Regions from separate parts of the Homo sapiens genome. Here regions 1 and 2 are each linked to region 3. The links are chromatin loops, found by intact Hi-C in ENCODE. Cell type or tissue: HCT116. All regions are shown on one strand.

Region 1 (5,000 bases), 960 kb after region 3:
TATTTTTCTTTCTGCACATGCTCTCTCTTGCTTGTGCTCTCTCTCCTCCTTTTCTTTCGTTGCTTTCTTTCTATATTTGTTATTCTTATATGATTTCGAACAAAATATATAATTTTATTGATAAATTATCTGGTTTTATGAATTTTCTTACTTTGTTATGTTTTTTGGCCTGAGCTACAATAACAGCTGTAAATCCATAAGACTTTGAATAATAATGCATGTGAAGAATTTTAATTTCTTTGAAAAAAACTTATTTATTTGAGGTTATTAGACATTATCATTCTGATAACCTGCGAGATCTTATAAATCTGATTTTTTTGGCTTTGTCAAAGCATTTTTTTTTGCTTTAATACATGCCAGTTTATTTCCACAAATTGTTCATGAGAATGAAAAACTGGCTGATAATTAGTTCACTAACATATTTTACAAATATTTACTACAATCAAATTCACCCTCTAAAATCTCAATATAAATTTTAGGATATATTGAATCATTTTGAAAAACCACAACCTCTCTCTTGCTGCTCTATCGATGTGGTGCCTAATTACTACTATATTTACTATTTATTTCACCTAAACGTCTCTATGGTTATAACAACACAACCTTGATTTAACCAATTAACAAGTAGAAAAATCAATAAAACAACTAGATGTTTTTCAATATATTGCCACAAAAGATATTTAAATTTGTGTTTTTTTTAAACCTGACCTCAACTGTTATTTGAGTAGCCTGATAATATTGATAAGTTGCAGTTTTGTGTAGTAAACAGAACCCGTATGTTATAGACTCTTGGGATTGAAGCAATAGGCCTAGCTTATCTGTAAAAGGCATGATTATACATTACTAAGCTACTCAAACGATTGATTTAGTAGAATTACAGAGAATAGAATTACTCATCTAATATGTTTGCTTTAAAGATGGCAAATAAATTGGTTTATGGGAAAATGTTTCATTACTCAAACTGCTGTTTTTTAACGTTATCTAGGAAGATTGGTAACATACAACCAGTGAAAAAGAAGAGTTGCTAAAATAACTAATGAAGTAAATTTTATAAATGTGAATAACTTAGTCAAAGAAGGTTCCTGCCATCATCATCCTGGGATTCAACTGTTTGTCAAAGATCTCAAGAGTACCTCCTTCATGTATATGAAATAAATTTAACCGTGTTATGAAGTTGCAAATAATTTACATACTGACAAATATGATTTTTGAAATCACAAATTCTATTATTTAATTAAAATAATTTATCAATACATTAATTTTCTTTGTGATTGACTTTGTAGGCTTCTATCCCTAGAAAAAAGTTAAAAAAAATCCCAACAAAAAGAAGGTATTTACATTCAGTTTTATTTGTATATTCAAAAATTCTTGTTACTTTCTAAGACATTAAAATAAGATTATACCTAAAGTAGCAAAATTACAACAGAAAACTTTTGTTCCTTTTTTTTTTTTTGATTTATTTAGCTCACCACTCAGCTAGCCAAAAAGTGTCTGAAAAGTAAGGGGAGTCTACACTGCTAGCTAGTCATGACATGGACAATTTAGCGATGTGATACAGGAAACAATTTTTTTAAAAAATAACATGTAAATGAATAGTTCAAACAAATTATGTTAACATTTCTTTCTTATCTTTAACTTTTTAAGTTACTATAAACTATTCTTTGATTTGGTAGCGTACTTCATCATTTCTTTCACTGATCATTTTCTTTTCCCTCTTTTCCTTTTTCTGAACAAAAATAAAAGTAATTTTAGAAAAAAATTGACTAAACTGTATTTTGCTGTATATGTTTCAAATAATGGTTATTATTACTAATGACTTTAAAATATATACATATGAGAAAAATATCAATAATTGGCAAATGAATCTAGAAACATTCCATGAGAGTATATGTTTTAAATATAAAGAATTTTTCACAAAAAAGTATGTGAATGGACCATGATTGAAGTTCAAATGATTCTAGTAAATGGCCTTAGATATAAACTTAGTTTCTTATAATTTTCCATTGCTTTATTACACTAACGAAACAGCTTTAGTTAGGGTTCCTTATAATGTGTAGCTCCACAAGGACCTATTTTTTATACTTTGGCTCCATCTAGTAGAAACTGAGGAAATTACTTGAAGATGTGACTTCCCTTTTTGTAGGACTTCGAGCTGCATGTCATGGTAATGGAAAATAAAATAAAAGATGGCAAATAACCTGCCTTTATTATAATGTGGCATGCTTTTATTTGAAAATGTAAACTACTATTCTATATTGTGTCATATGCTTTTTACCTAGAGTAAGTCAATTGTTTACTATTTTAACCAAATTCAGGATTTTGCTGTCTTAAATTTTGAGAGAATAAAAATGGTTTTAATTCTTGTTCCATCACTTTCTCCTCCAAGGTTCTGGCTTTATAACAGCATAGAGTCAACTTTCCTTCAAGATAGAAGGTAAAAAGTACTTTTACTACATTTTCAACTCACACGTGAACTAGCTGAGACGTTTATACAACAGACATGGAAGCCTGTTTAAAGTTCATCTTTGATGGGGAGCAGGTATCGGCTAAATTTTAACGAGTAATCATAGCAAGGTTATAGACTTTTTCATATTTTAAAAAATTACCAATACCTTAATAGTTCTTGGATTCTCATATAAAATATATTTTCTTCCTTTTTTGTTGCTTTTTTTTTTTTTTTTTTTTTTTTGGTTCTTGAAGGTCACAGTAGTTCCTTGACTGCTAAGACTACAATATCTGCAATAGAATGTGTGTTTTCTATAATTGCTTTAAACAGGTAAACACCAGTGCTCTAATCAAAATGACCATTCAATCTAAACAGAAAACTACTTTTTTTTTTCCAGGAGAACATGTAGTATTTAACAAATGACATCCTAAGGTTGTAAAGGAATGGATAATTTAAAGTAGCTAATGGGAATGACAATGTTAGTTGTACTGCCCCAAATCTAACTGCCAATAAGAATGCCTCTGTAGTTTTACCACCTGAAATACTTCCAGTATAGGCAGCTAATCTAACCTGCAACACAGCCAATTCAATCATTGCTGACACTTTCACCATCAACACTGATCACTGTCGCTCAATCAATTGTGTCATGAGGAGCCATTGATTTCAAGATGGCTAAACTGATTGGATAACCATGAAATGATTCAACTGGTTAGTGCCTGTACATATTTCCATACTTTGCTTATTGGTGGGAAGCACAGTAAATTTCAGAGATGTGACTAGTGAACCGGTTTGACTATTTAAAATTGCAATGCAGTCTTCTGAGTAGAGAGAAGGTCATTTCTTTTGAAAGGAAAACTTTTTGAAAAACGCAGTGGCTGTAAAAAGTTATGCTACTCTCAATTTGATTTTGAATGGCTTATAAAATAAACTTTTTATTTTAGAGCAAGATTAGGGTTACATAAAAATTGTGAAATTCAAGTTCCCTCATATTGCACATCCAATTTTCTCTATTACATTAGTAAATAATACATAGATTCATAAAATTCTCTCTAATTTGCTCAATTGTTATTAAATGTTTTCATCAATTGGACTCATAAAATTGCATTTTATTAAAAAGGGTTATTTTACTCTTTGTTAGTGTTATGCAAATCAGCTTTTATGCATTCTTTTTAGGTTTCGATACCACACAACTTTCTGTAAGTTGTTTTTTAAAAAGCAATTTTTGGCAATATAATATGTGCAAACATTCAAGTCATTTAAATGTACCTAGTATTCTGCCTTTAAATGTTTGGCAAAAACTAAGTAAAAAATACCTTTGACCTATATCAGAATAGAAGATGAAAGACATTTTAAAAGAAGTACTTCATAATAAAACATCCTGATATACTGGTGTAGAGCTAACATGTGATAATCATCAATGAACATTTATTTTTGTCACTATAAAAATAACTCATGCATGTGTAAAAAAAACTCTGAACAATACAAAATTCTATAAAATAAAATATAAAAGTTCTTCCACTCTTAGTCCCATTTTCTAGCGTTAACATTTTATTTCATTTTTGTTCTTTAGATTGTCATCAAACTCTAAATACTATGTTTTTACTCCATTTCTGCATATATCTAATGTAGGCAGGATTTACTGCAGCACAGATTAAAGAATTGAGCATATTTGTACTAACTCCTTTCATTTGTTCATGCAAACATTTAGTTTCCTTATTTGTCCTTATTTTTCTCTGTGAGGAAGATACTTATTTATTTCTGTTACTATTCACTTTAGCCTGTGTAATGACCACTATGTCAACTAAGAAACTGGCCCATATATATACTTCTCCATATGTGGTTCGATTCACTTTCACTTCTTGTGGGTTTTCAGATCTACAATTACTTTATGATTCAAGATTATAGCATCTATTTATTGCCTAAAATATATGCAAACCTTTGATAACCTGTGTTTATAAGTTGATTATAATAATTAAAAATTAATAAAGTAGGTTTATAATATAAAGATAATTTAATCATTATTGATAGCCATACCAAACCCTTTTTGACCTATACAAAATGAAACATAATCTTTATCATTAAGTGTGTATCATTCAAAAGAGAAAGTGCCAAGTATCAAGTTCAAATGAATTCTTAAGCTGTATTCATTGAATAAAATTACATTATGTTTTAACTTGCTTTGTAATAGTATTATGCTTTTTTGTAAAGTTTGTCACTTTACTTTGTTCCTCATTCCTTCTCTCTTTTTTTTTTCCCTTGGTGTGTGACTGACTAGGCATAAGAAAATCTTTCATTTTCTTAGCCATAGATGTGGTAACCAATTGCCAAAGTTTTCCAGGGTAAGTCTATCTAAATTTTGATTCTAATTTGCATTAATTTTTTCAAATATGTACATATACATGTCTTTCTATTCATTAAAAAGACTCAAGAGAGAAGTTTAAAAAAACACCTACAATTCTATCAATCATAAAATACTAGGAGTCATAACTAACTTTACTATTTTGCATATATATTTCCCAATATTCTGATTGCATATATCAAGAATGAGAGTAGC
Region 2 (5,000 bases), 560 kb before region 3:
AGACCTATAGAATTGCTTTTGCCACCTGTGTGCCCCTCGAATCCTGCCATTGGAAGATTAGCTTCCTTTTCTTCAGGTACAAATCCTGCAAAGGCTGATAGCTACAACTTAGAGAGGTGCCACTGGATGTGGGAGAGACATCCATTTGATAGTGACAGAATAAGGATGTTAATGGATAGATTTATTTGTTGCTTCGAAGCATACTGATACTGTAGATGGAATTGAGAAAGTAAAAACTTTGTTTTCACCTCATGGAATGTGGTTTCCTATAAAAATGTGCTTCCATTAAGATAATGTTGGAGTTCTAAATCTGTCTAAACAGGAGTGAATAGGAAGGCCCAACTTCAGTTTCATTTTTAAAATGTTTTTATACATTTTAGTTTCAAGTTCTGCATGCTATTTGGAGGCTTTAAGGGGCTAGATTTCTATTAGCTTTGCCTTTAGGCAGGTAGAGAAATAAGTTATACAAGCTCACATATGAGGAAAAGTAAAAGAGCACAAAAATTAAATTTAGAACTCTGGATTTGAGTCCAACCCCACCATCAACATTCTGTGTGCTCTTAGTTAACTCTCTGATCTCCAAATTCCTTATCTGCTAAGTGAAGGCAATAATAGATCTTTAAGTACCTTACTGGGTAAAGATAAAATAAGATGATTTATATGAACGCAGTTTGTAAACTTTTAGCACTGATAGCATTAACCGACTTAAGGTTTTCTAAATTGATTGCAAAAGATCTCAAAAGAGTTTTTCAGAATTTTTATGTAATTCAATGTCCTGGTATAGTAAGTGATTCCAGCATTGTTTTGGCAAATGAATACTCTGAAGAAAATGTGACCTAAACATTAAACTCTTAAGTCCTGTCAAACCCTACTCTGAAAATAATGATAGCATATACATAATGATCCAGGTATTCCAAATCACAGAATGAAAAGAAGAAGAAAAATCAGTTTACAAATACAAATCTGAGTTACCTTTCCTACTCCAGGACTGTAATTATTTATTTTACAGTTATATTTTCACTTGCAGAAACTCGTTGCTCTTTACTAGTATTTTATTTAGGGAGAATAAATTAAATGCTAAAGAATGGACCATAATGCTACCTTCCTTTCATGAAGTAGAATTTTTCTCAAACTATTGAGGAAAAGAAGATGAACTTGCTTTGTCCTCGTCCCTGAAAGGACTGTGATCATTAAAGGGAACTGATAACTTCCTTCAAATATGTTTAGCCCGTAAGCTAGCAAAGGTGACTAGCAGGAATGGTGATTAATTTCCTAGTCAGGAAGAGAAAAATATAATAAATAATCTTCTAAACTGGTTCAATGAATCTGCATTTGCACTAGACACTCCTAAGTTCCAGAAGTATCACGTAGAAAAATCCCGTAACACGGATCCAGCGAGAGAAGGACTCTAACTTGGAAAACAGAGAGGAAATTAGAGATGGAGACAAGCCTGAAATTAGTATTATTTAAAGAGTGCCGTTGGCACCTACAGCATGAATAAAAGTAATTAGTTTAACATTGTGTCTCGTCCTGACAGTTTTCTTTTTCTTTTTTGATGCAATCAAGCCCCTTTCCTTCACTGTCCTAAATCATCGCAGGCTTCATTAGAGCCACAAAGCACAAACTGCTGGGGACGTCTTTTCTGCGGGATACGGCTCTTTATTCAGTGACTTCCGCTCAGACTGCAGACTGCCTGCGTATTTAAGCACTGGGGACTCAAAAAGAACTAGCTCCTGTTTTATTTGTTCACATTCCGAGTGCTACATGATTCTGATTACAACGCAGACGGCTTGAAGCAGTCAAGGATAAATACAAGGGTTAAATAATCCAGCAGTCACTGAAACTGGACCCCAGAAAGACTGAGTCTAAAAGCTTCTTTGTTAGCCTGTCACTTCAAGTGTCTTTACTCTGTATGCAAATTCCGTCCACCTTACAGGTATATAGGTGAACTCTTTCCCTCTCTGCGGTTTGTTTTAGTTTGTGCCATTTTTCTTGATGTGGAAAATGTCTGTGTCCTGAAGAAATGCTTTCACCTGCAAGTGAGGTAAACACATTGTACACTGTTTTACCAAAAGAGGGCAATGTTGCTGTTCAGAATTTCCTCATTCTGTTCCCCAGGACCTGTTCTCTAGAACGGTAAATAATCTTTGCTGTCTCTTCCCTTTCACCCATATACAAGTTTCCACATGTCTATGCGCTCTGTAGTTAATCAGGACTTTATAACTATCTGTCTTACCTATTAACTGCATCCACTCCCAAATTGTTTAAAGGTTAACACATTTCACTCCATGCATGACTGGCACACATGAGCAAAGTGCTGTCTCTGAAATTCTAAATCCTTTTCCATTTGCCAATGATAGGCAAGAGGAGAAACAACCTGCTTTAGGAAATATTGAAAGATATTTTTACTATGTCCCTATTCTCAAGTATTCAATCAGTGTATTATCGAACTCTGGTTCTCCTAGGTAACCAAACTAAAAACACAAGGGAGGAAACACAGTGTTCATTTTGGGGGAATTTACTTCACAGTTATTCATCATCTTATTAGTTAAAACATGCTTCAAAACTAATACCAGGATATTGATAATAATCTTGATAACTGGCATTCAATTTCTTTTGTGGAGAGTCAGGGAATGAATGCTGCATGATATGATTTTAAATGATATAACCCAATGTGAATTCAGGACTTTATGTAAGAGTTTTCTTTAGGAGACTCTAAATTAGTGATCTGCCTTTTCTTTAAGATGTTGCATTTTCCCCCTTGGCAGCTTATTGTACTTTAATAGGTTATTTCCACCTATTTTTCATTCCTTAAAGAATTGTAATCCAGTTGTTTTCTGGAAAGCGCAATTTAGATTTTCAATGGAAGGTTTGTTTGAGTAGCAGAATTCTTGGCATTTTTTTTTTGTCAAAGAAGAAACACTCTCAGTCTATGGAGTGTTTCTTTTGCTCTCTGAAGCAACTGGCAATGTAGCTGGACTACCAAAGGAGTGCTATCAGAGCAAACTACTCTTGCATTTAAAAAGCCTACTAGCCTATTTTTTTTTACAAATATATGTGTGTATATATATGTGTATATACATATGTGTGTGTACCTATAAATGTGTGTATGCACACACACACTGCTATTTCTGTCTTTGTTTTTTTTTTTAGTACTGACTCATATTTAAAGTTCATTAAAAGGAAATAATTGTAGGCAATTTTGGGCATTAAGCATTTCCTAGGGACTGCAACTAGGTGTTTCATCAGAACCAACAGTCTGAAAATATGAAAACTACAGTCACTAAAATTAAAAATACATTAACAGGGAAAAGAATTTGGTGTGGAGTGGCAAATCCTTAGAGCAGGAGATAGTCTTTGATGGGCTTCTTGGTTCTTTCAGTCTCTGAAGTGCCTCATGTTCTCATATTTAACTGGGCTTGAAAGATTTAAGTGGAATCTACTGTCCCAGGGACATCAATAAAACCCATAGAAAGCTGTGTCTGCTGTAGGTGGTTGAGGAAATCCTTATTTAACATTGACTTAGTTTACTGTGGCTCGTCTTTTTCATTTTTTCTGAGTTAAAGCCCGCCATCTCATTTCTGCTTCCTTCTTCTACATCTGTCAGTATATGTACATGAGAAAGTCTATGTTATTAAAAGAATAATAACCATATTGCAGGTTTCTGAACCCAAGATTGTATTTTCTTTCTCAAATATTCATTAAAAAATATAGATTGTATTTTATTGAAAGTGCTCTTTAATGAATAGTATTCCTGTTTGCGTACAAGAAGGAGCTTCCAGTGCAATTCCCTGACAGTAATTGTGGTCTGAATTGAGAACATACAGTAACGGAGTGCAGTTAATGGCCACCCTGTGGATTGAGTGCTCCACTTTTGTCATATCTGGCTACTTTTTAAAATGCAGAAATTAGTTAGGCCAGCAAAGAGTTAATTATGTTCTTGTATCAGGAAACCCTCAATGAGCAGTCAGAAAGAGGAATTCTTTGTCTTTAATGCAAAACAGAAATTTCAAAGACCCTGGCAGATGATAGTCTATAAATAGTAACTGAGCATCTAGTTTGTGTGTGTGTGCGTGTATGTGCATGTGTGTAATGTGAGAACAAGGGAAAACCCTCCAGTAAGGCAGTCCACAATGTTAAGGAGCACGAAATGAGTCGTTGGTACCTTTTAATTTCCATAAAATTAAAATAAATAAACAGAACAAAACACCTTTCTAGCCAAACTTCATCTTTTTACTTCTCTAATTTAATCTCTTATCACCTAATAATTACCAGCATGTAAAAAAGCATGTCTAACCGAAGAAACAGGTTCTTTGTGTGACTATGGTCAGCTCCAAAAGGTCCAAGCAAAATAGACATGTTCATAAATGGGTTAAGGATGAGAGAGATCAAGTTTGCAAAGACCAAATAGGAGATGTTGACATTTTATAAGATTTGGGGAAATAGGAGGCTATATAATTAAATCATTTAATCTTCTGATTTCTTAGAATTTGAGGAAAAGAGTAATTTAAAATATCTGTCTGTGAGCATACACACATTCACACAGACACATGCGCACACACACTCGCACACACACACTCATACACTCAGAGTCATCTAGATGATATACTTGCCATAGAGAATTTGCTATGAAAAGCAAAAAGCTAACATAAGCAAATGGATATTTTTTAAACCTATCCAGGCTTTTGCAAAACAGAAGATGTTATTCTCAAAACTTGTCTTGGAAAGGGAGAAAATCCATTAAAGTTGGAGCATTTGATGAAATACCTTAGCTAATATGTAGGGTTTGACATCAAAGGTGAGTAGTGCATCAAACCATCAGGATTGCTGCATAGCCACCTCCACCTCATCTAAAAATGCACTGGGATTCATAGCTCTGGTTCTTGAGGATAGTCTACATCCTAGGTGGGGACCAAGGATTTATACCTCCTTGGTATGTGATGGATACTGGGTTTTGCAAAGCCATAGTGCTCACTAGCATATTTAGAAAAATCAGAAAC
Region 3 (5,000 bases):
GGTTATTTTATCATTAAAGATAGAACAAAAACTAGCCAGCTTGTGATTTACATATAAAAACTTGCAAAATGTATGTATTTTATCTAAATTTAAATAAATGCTATCTAATACTGGTAGTGTTATAATGCTATTAACTACTTTTAGAATTTGCAGATATTTGATGTTTTCTTAGCATGTAGCAACTTATTTTCATAATCTTTAAACTGTCTTTTAGGACTTTGTACATTTTAGTGATGCCTATGTTTACTAAAATTAGCAATGAAATCTAAAACCAAAGTTATTCTTCTTTGCCTAATAAAAAATAGTTCTTAAATAAGAAAATATTAAGTGGTTAATTTAAAAGCAAGTATTTAGGAGATGGTTACTGGGTGTCAAGTATTAACAAAAAATGAAGGATTTTTATTATGCAAAATACTTTTTGAGTGGCATGAGGTTTTACCATATGTTCAGTTTTATAATTTCAATTTACAAGAAGATGCTTCCAGAAAAAAGAATGCTGTTTTTTTTCTGCACATCTTTACACATTTCTAGTACTGAGTTCTGTATCAAAGAAAGAAATAATTTTAAAAGTATTTGTGTTAAGTGGTTTTTGGTAAAAATCGGCTGAGAAATACTGAATAAAAGCTACAACTATCCAAAATGTGAATATTAACAAAGCAATTGACTTGTTCTTTAACCATCCTATGAGAAAGGAACAAACAATTTGGTCAATTACTATCCTGTCAATGCAAATGAAATGGCAAAAGCAAAACAATAAAAACACTTTCAGAAGTAAAAACTAATTTTGTATTTTCAGAAACAGATTTTTTTCAAAGTGAAAATTTATTTCTTGTATCAGTAATGTGACTTACTGCCCAATGGCAACAAATGCTGTGAATGAGTTTGTCCAAATGTAATTTAAAATATATATCTTGTAATGCTAAAAATAGGTTCTACAAAGTAATTTTATTATGAAAAATCTTAAAGTTGCCTCAACTCGTAAAGCATAACAGGTATGTCTGTTTCACTATATCTGCATTGTAAGGTCTATTCTGAATTCATTTGGGAAGAATGGTGAAATAAATCCCTAAAGGCCTCTTTCCTATGCATTAAAATAGAAAATCCTATGGGATTACATTCATGTTTGCTTTCTAAATTATGCCAAAAGCTCAATTTTATTAAGTATAATCTGCCTAGCCATGCATAAAATAAACTACTTTGGTTTAGATGTGAGTATATGTATTATTTATGTTGATTTTTAATGAAAATATGTTTACATGTACCAATATGTTCTGCCTAATATTGGTTAATGTCATAAAAGATAATATAGTAACATTACTTTCCTAAATGTTTTTCTGTGGTCATCCAATAGTGTTTCTTAATAGTAATGCTTTTTAATTTATTTTAGTTGGTTTCAAAAGAGGATAGGTGCAATTTTTACTCCCACTCATTTTAAAAACTGTTAAGAAAATAGACCTTCATTGTGGGGTAACTTTACACATTTATACATGGCAATAGTTTAAAGTTATATCGGCTGCGGGGGCCTGAAAAAGCCATTATTGTCATTTTAATTGAGTTATAAAATACTTTATTTGAACTATTTATGTTCAAGAATCTTGAAGGGTTACAGTCATATAAATGCAGAATTTCAGTTTCTTTTAGCCTAAAGCATCGTTTTAACATTTTCTGAAAGGTTGTTCAATTCTACATTTTGATTCCATATGTGTAATTAAATCTCTATGCACAAAAGCATTCTCTTATGTACTAGCAAATATACCCACAGGAATCTCCTTCTAAACTATAATTTATTTAACATGTAATCATAGGATTTTAAAACATGCTTTCATTTTTCCAAACTGTATGCCAATTTGAACTTCTTGGTGATAAAATGAGAGATTTTATTACCAGTTTGATTTTTTCCTTCTGTGACCTAACAGTGAGTTAAGCATGAGCAGGAGGAAATAAAGAAAATCTTTTGTGAACCTAATCCCATGTGTTAAAACTGTTTCCCTTTTGGAGAAAATAGAAGAGAATCAAAGATTTTTAGTTATTTATGAATTCCAGCACAATATGAATATTTGGGCCTGCAGCATTCTCTTTGGTTTAGCTTAGGTAGTAAATAGCTTGTGTGTGTGTGTGTGTGTGTGTGTGTGTGTGTGTGTGTGTGTGTGTGTGAGTGATTCTCTTGAACGTTGTGGAGTCAGGCCCCCTACTGACTGGATCAGTCAATTACACACACATTGGCGGTGCTACTGAGACATCGTCCCATCAGAATCTGGTGAGGAAAACTAGTCTGGGGTTTTGAGCGTGGCCTTTTTTTTTTTTTTAAACACTTCTGATCTATATGCTGAATCCTTTCCAACCCATCTCATCCGGGCCTTACAGAAACCCTAGCCTAAGAAGTAGCTTATTCAAAATTGGTTTAAACGAGTTTAACAGTCTTACATCCGGCGTGTCTTCCTAAGAAACAGTAAAAGCTTCCCAGAAACCAGAATAGGACTTTGAAGAGGAGAGAACTCTTACACAGATGATGGAATAGATGAGAAAGGTCTCCCCTTTCTCTCATTTTAATTTATATTTAATTTTATATTTAATTATATTCCCAGTTAATAATAATTGTTATAATAAGCTGCTGTGAAAACGACCCTTCATTCTTGGTTGCATTAAGACTTGGACAAAGGCTGTTATCAGGAAGCCGCACTCGACAGGTTGTTATTAAAGAATAAGGCATCATATTACAATGTTTGGCTTCCTTGGAGCTCACTTTAAGAACTCCAGGACACTTTTCAGCTCTCTGGGGAGGCATTTTCAAATTGTCCCAGGCTCAACCCAACCTAAACTGAATGTGTTTTTAATGGCAATGAGGGAGGGGGAAGCGTGCAGAGTGAATGTATCTACTTAGACGGGAGTATGTGTATGGAGGCTGGTGGTTACAACCTTCAAGTTCTCCCGGCCCCCGTTTTCCTAGGACTATATTAAAAAATAATAACTGCCACCCCGGCGTGCCTGTGCTTGAGTTTCCGACTGCCTGAAAATAGCGGCCGGGAGCCTGGCCCACCGCGGGGATCAAGGAAAGCTTCCCGTGGCCGCGCCCTGCTCCCTCGCGGAAGGGGAAGGGAACCCGGGAGGGCGCCTCTGAGCTGGAGTTGCTGCTATTTTGGGCCCAGCCTGGCCGGTGCGTCAATGCCTGCGCCCCTGCGTCACCGCCACCCCCACCCCCTTCCTTCTCCCCAGCTCTCCAAACTCTCACTTTTTCCCTTTCGTTCGCATGGAATCGCTTCTGCCCACGGGGCGCTGACGCTACCGAGCTCATGCTAATATGCTATTCTTCGCCCTCCCCTCCTCATCCCCCTACTCACACACCCTCACCCGCCACCACAACCCGCCCCCCCCACCCACTTCCTGGTTTTATTTTTTTTCTCGCGCCCGCTAGGGCATCGCCGAGCAGCGGCGGCGGCGGCAGCAGCAGCGGCAGCCGCAACATCTGGGGGAAACTTAAGGTGGTCACGTAGGTTTCCCCGAGGCTGCGGCGCAAAAGAGCCCGCGGCTTCCTGGGGCAGCCGCAGGGCATCTGATGGCAACGCCTCCCCAGCCGCCGGCGAGCTGGGGGCAGCAGGGAGTAGGCAAAGGCGGGGCTGCAGATTAGGGTTGAGCAGCCCGGGATCCCGAATAGTTCCACGGAGCCATCGGCCGGTACTGAGAACACGAGTAGGGGGGCAAGTTGCAAAAGGGTCCCGGCTGCCTGGAAACGAGCCACACCGAGAAAGGAGGGGCGGCTGGGACGCTCTGCGCGAGTAGAAAAGCGGGGGCGGCTCCGAACTCTCCCTCCCAAGGCCCAGCCGCTGGAAGCCCCGCGGGAGAAGCCCTAGGAAGCCCTCCCAGCTCCGGCCGGGAGACGGGGAGGGGGCTTGCCCTCCGGAGCTGCGGCGTTTCCTTTGCTAGAAAGCTCCCTGCGCTCTCGGCGTGGCTAGGGGAAATGACTTGCAAAGCAGAAGCGGCGGCGACTTGGACGGCCGCGGGGGTGGGACACGCTCCCAGAGCCAGCTCGGGCCCCTCTCCTGGCTGGGCTGTAGGCTCACACCTTACGCTTTGCGGAGACGCTGCCCCCAATCCCCACCCGCTTCGCTTTTCTTGTCCAGTCTTTCTGGGCTCTAAGATTGAGGCTGTGATAGACCTTGTGTTTCAAACGAAGATCGATTTATTCCCTTAAAACTCGTGGAAGGGGTACGAGTTGGTGGGCACAGAGGAGTATCGAAAGTATTAGAGTTTGCAGAAGGTGGGAATCAGAGTACCTTTCTGCAGAAGGCGCACCTGTTGCCTGCTGCTCGGCTGCATTGTCTGCGAAAGGAAAAGGGGCGACGCTTCACTCTGACTTTTGGGGTTTCTAAAGAGCTGGGTCACGGTCACTGTCTACCCTCTCCCCTTCCTCTCCCCCCCCCCCGCAAGCACCACGTCCTCCATCGAACGTGGGCACTGCATGGAAATAAGGAAACATAGAAAAATAAGCCCTACCCCCACTCCCATTCCCTTTCAGATGGGAGTGTGGGGGGTGGGGGTGGGGTAGAGAGAGTGAGAGAGAGAGATAATTAGAATGAATATATGCCAGAAGAGGAGGAGGCCTGGGACAGGAAAAGGGAGTAAAAGGGGATGAACCGGGTAGGGAAATCCCACCCGAACTGCGTGAGCCCTCTGAGCGTCTCGTGTCATGGGACATCTGTACGCTCTTCCGCTAAGGGGGTGACGAAGGTGGGTGGGAGAGGTTAGGGCGCTGCAAGGCACATCCCATTCCGTGCGGCTCCAGGTGCGTACTACCTGGCCACGCCGGCCTTGCCTTCCGCCGGTGCTTTTGTTGCACCCTCCCCACATGTGAGCGGCCGAGCCGCTGCGCGGGCGCAGGGGCTTCGGGGAAAGTGAAGTGTCGCGACGCTGCGGGCTGCGCAGACCTGGGAGAGGTCACACCTCTTTCGGAAAAAAAAAAAGAAAAGAAAAAAAACACCAAAAACCACCCAAGCTGGCTACCA

Evidence for each region. Hi-C counts contacts between places; a loop is a spot of excess contacts. Peaks named below come from ENCODE experiments on the same cell type or tissue, not always from the same donor. Only the 100,000 strongest peaks of a DNase experiment are listed, where the experiment ranks them.
Region 1: it touches region 3 in a loop (4-fold over the local background); 20 of 110 quality-filtered maps call a loop at or near these places.
Region 2: a loop joins it to region 3, with 9 times the contacts of the local background. A loop is called at or near these places in 22 of 110 quality-filtered maps.

The regions. Positions count from the first base shown.
Region 1 is chr2:155,370,251-155,375,250 of GRCh38, reverse strand. All of the region lies in intron 1 of LOC105373699 (a long non-coding RNA gene), which reads right to left. Among named protein-coding and RNA genes, the nearest start is that of KCNJ3, 670 kb to the right of the region's middle. In HCT116, a CTCF peak has its summit at 2,091; a DNase peak (open chromatin) is centred at 2,080.
Region 2 is chr2:156,889,765-156,894,764 of GRCh38, reverse strand. No RefSeq gene overlaps it. Among named protein-coding and RNA genes, the nearest start is that of LINC01958, 230 kb to the right of the region's middle. In HCT116, a CTCF peak has its summit at 2,071 (motif pointing right); DNase peaks (open chromatin) are centred at 1,684 and 2,084; H3K4me3 peaks cover 2,427 bases; H3K27ac peaks cover 844 bases.
Region 3 is chr2:156,332,903-156,337,902 of GRCh38, reverse strand. FLJ46875 (a long non-coding RNA gene) reads left to right here. Exons shown (of 1, transcript NR_147695.1): 1 at 1-1,331. Among named protein-coding and RNA genes, the nearest start is that of NR4A2, 2.7 kb to the right of the region's middle. RefSeq lists enhancers at 2,921-3,020, 2,579-3,451, 4,921-5,000. In HCT116, a CTCF peak has its summit at 2,213; DNase peaks (open chromatin) are centred at 2,182 and 3,192; H3K4me3 peaks cover 3,132 bases; H3K27ac peaks cover 3,757 bases.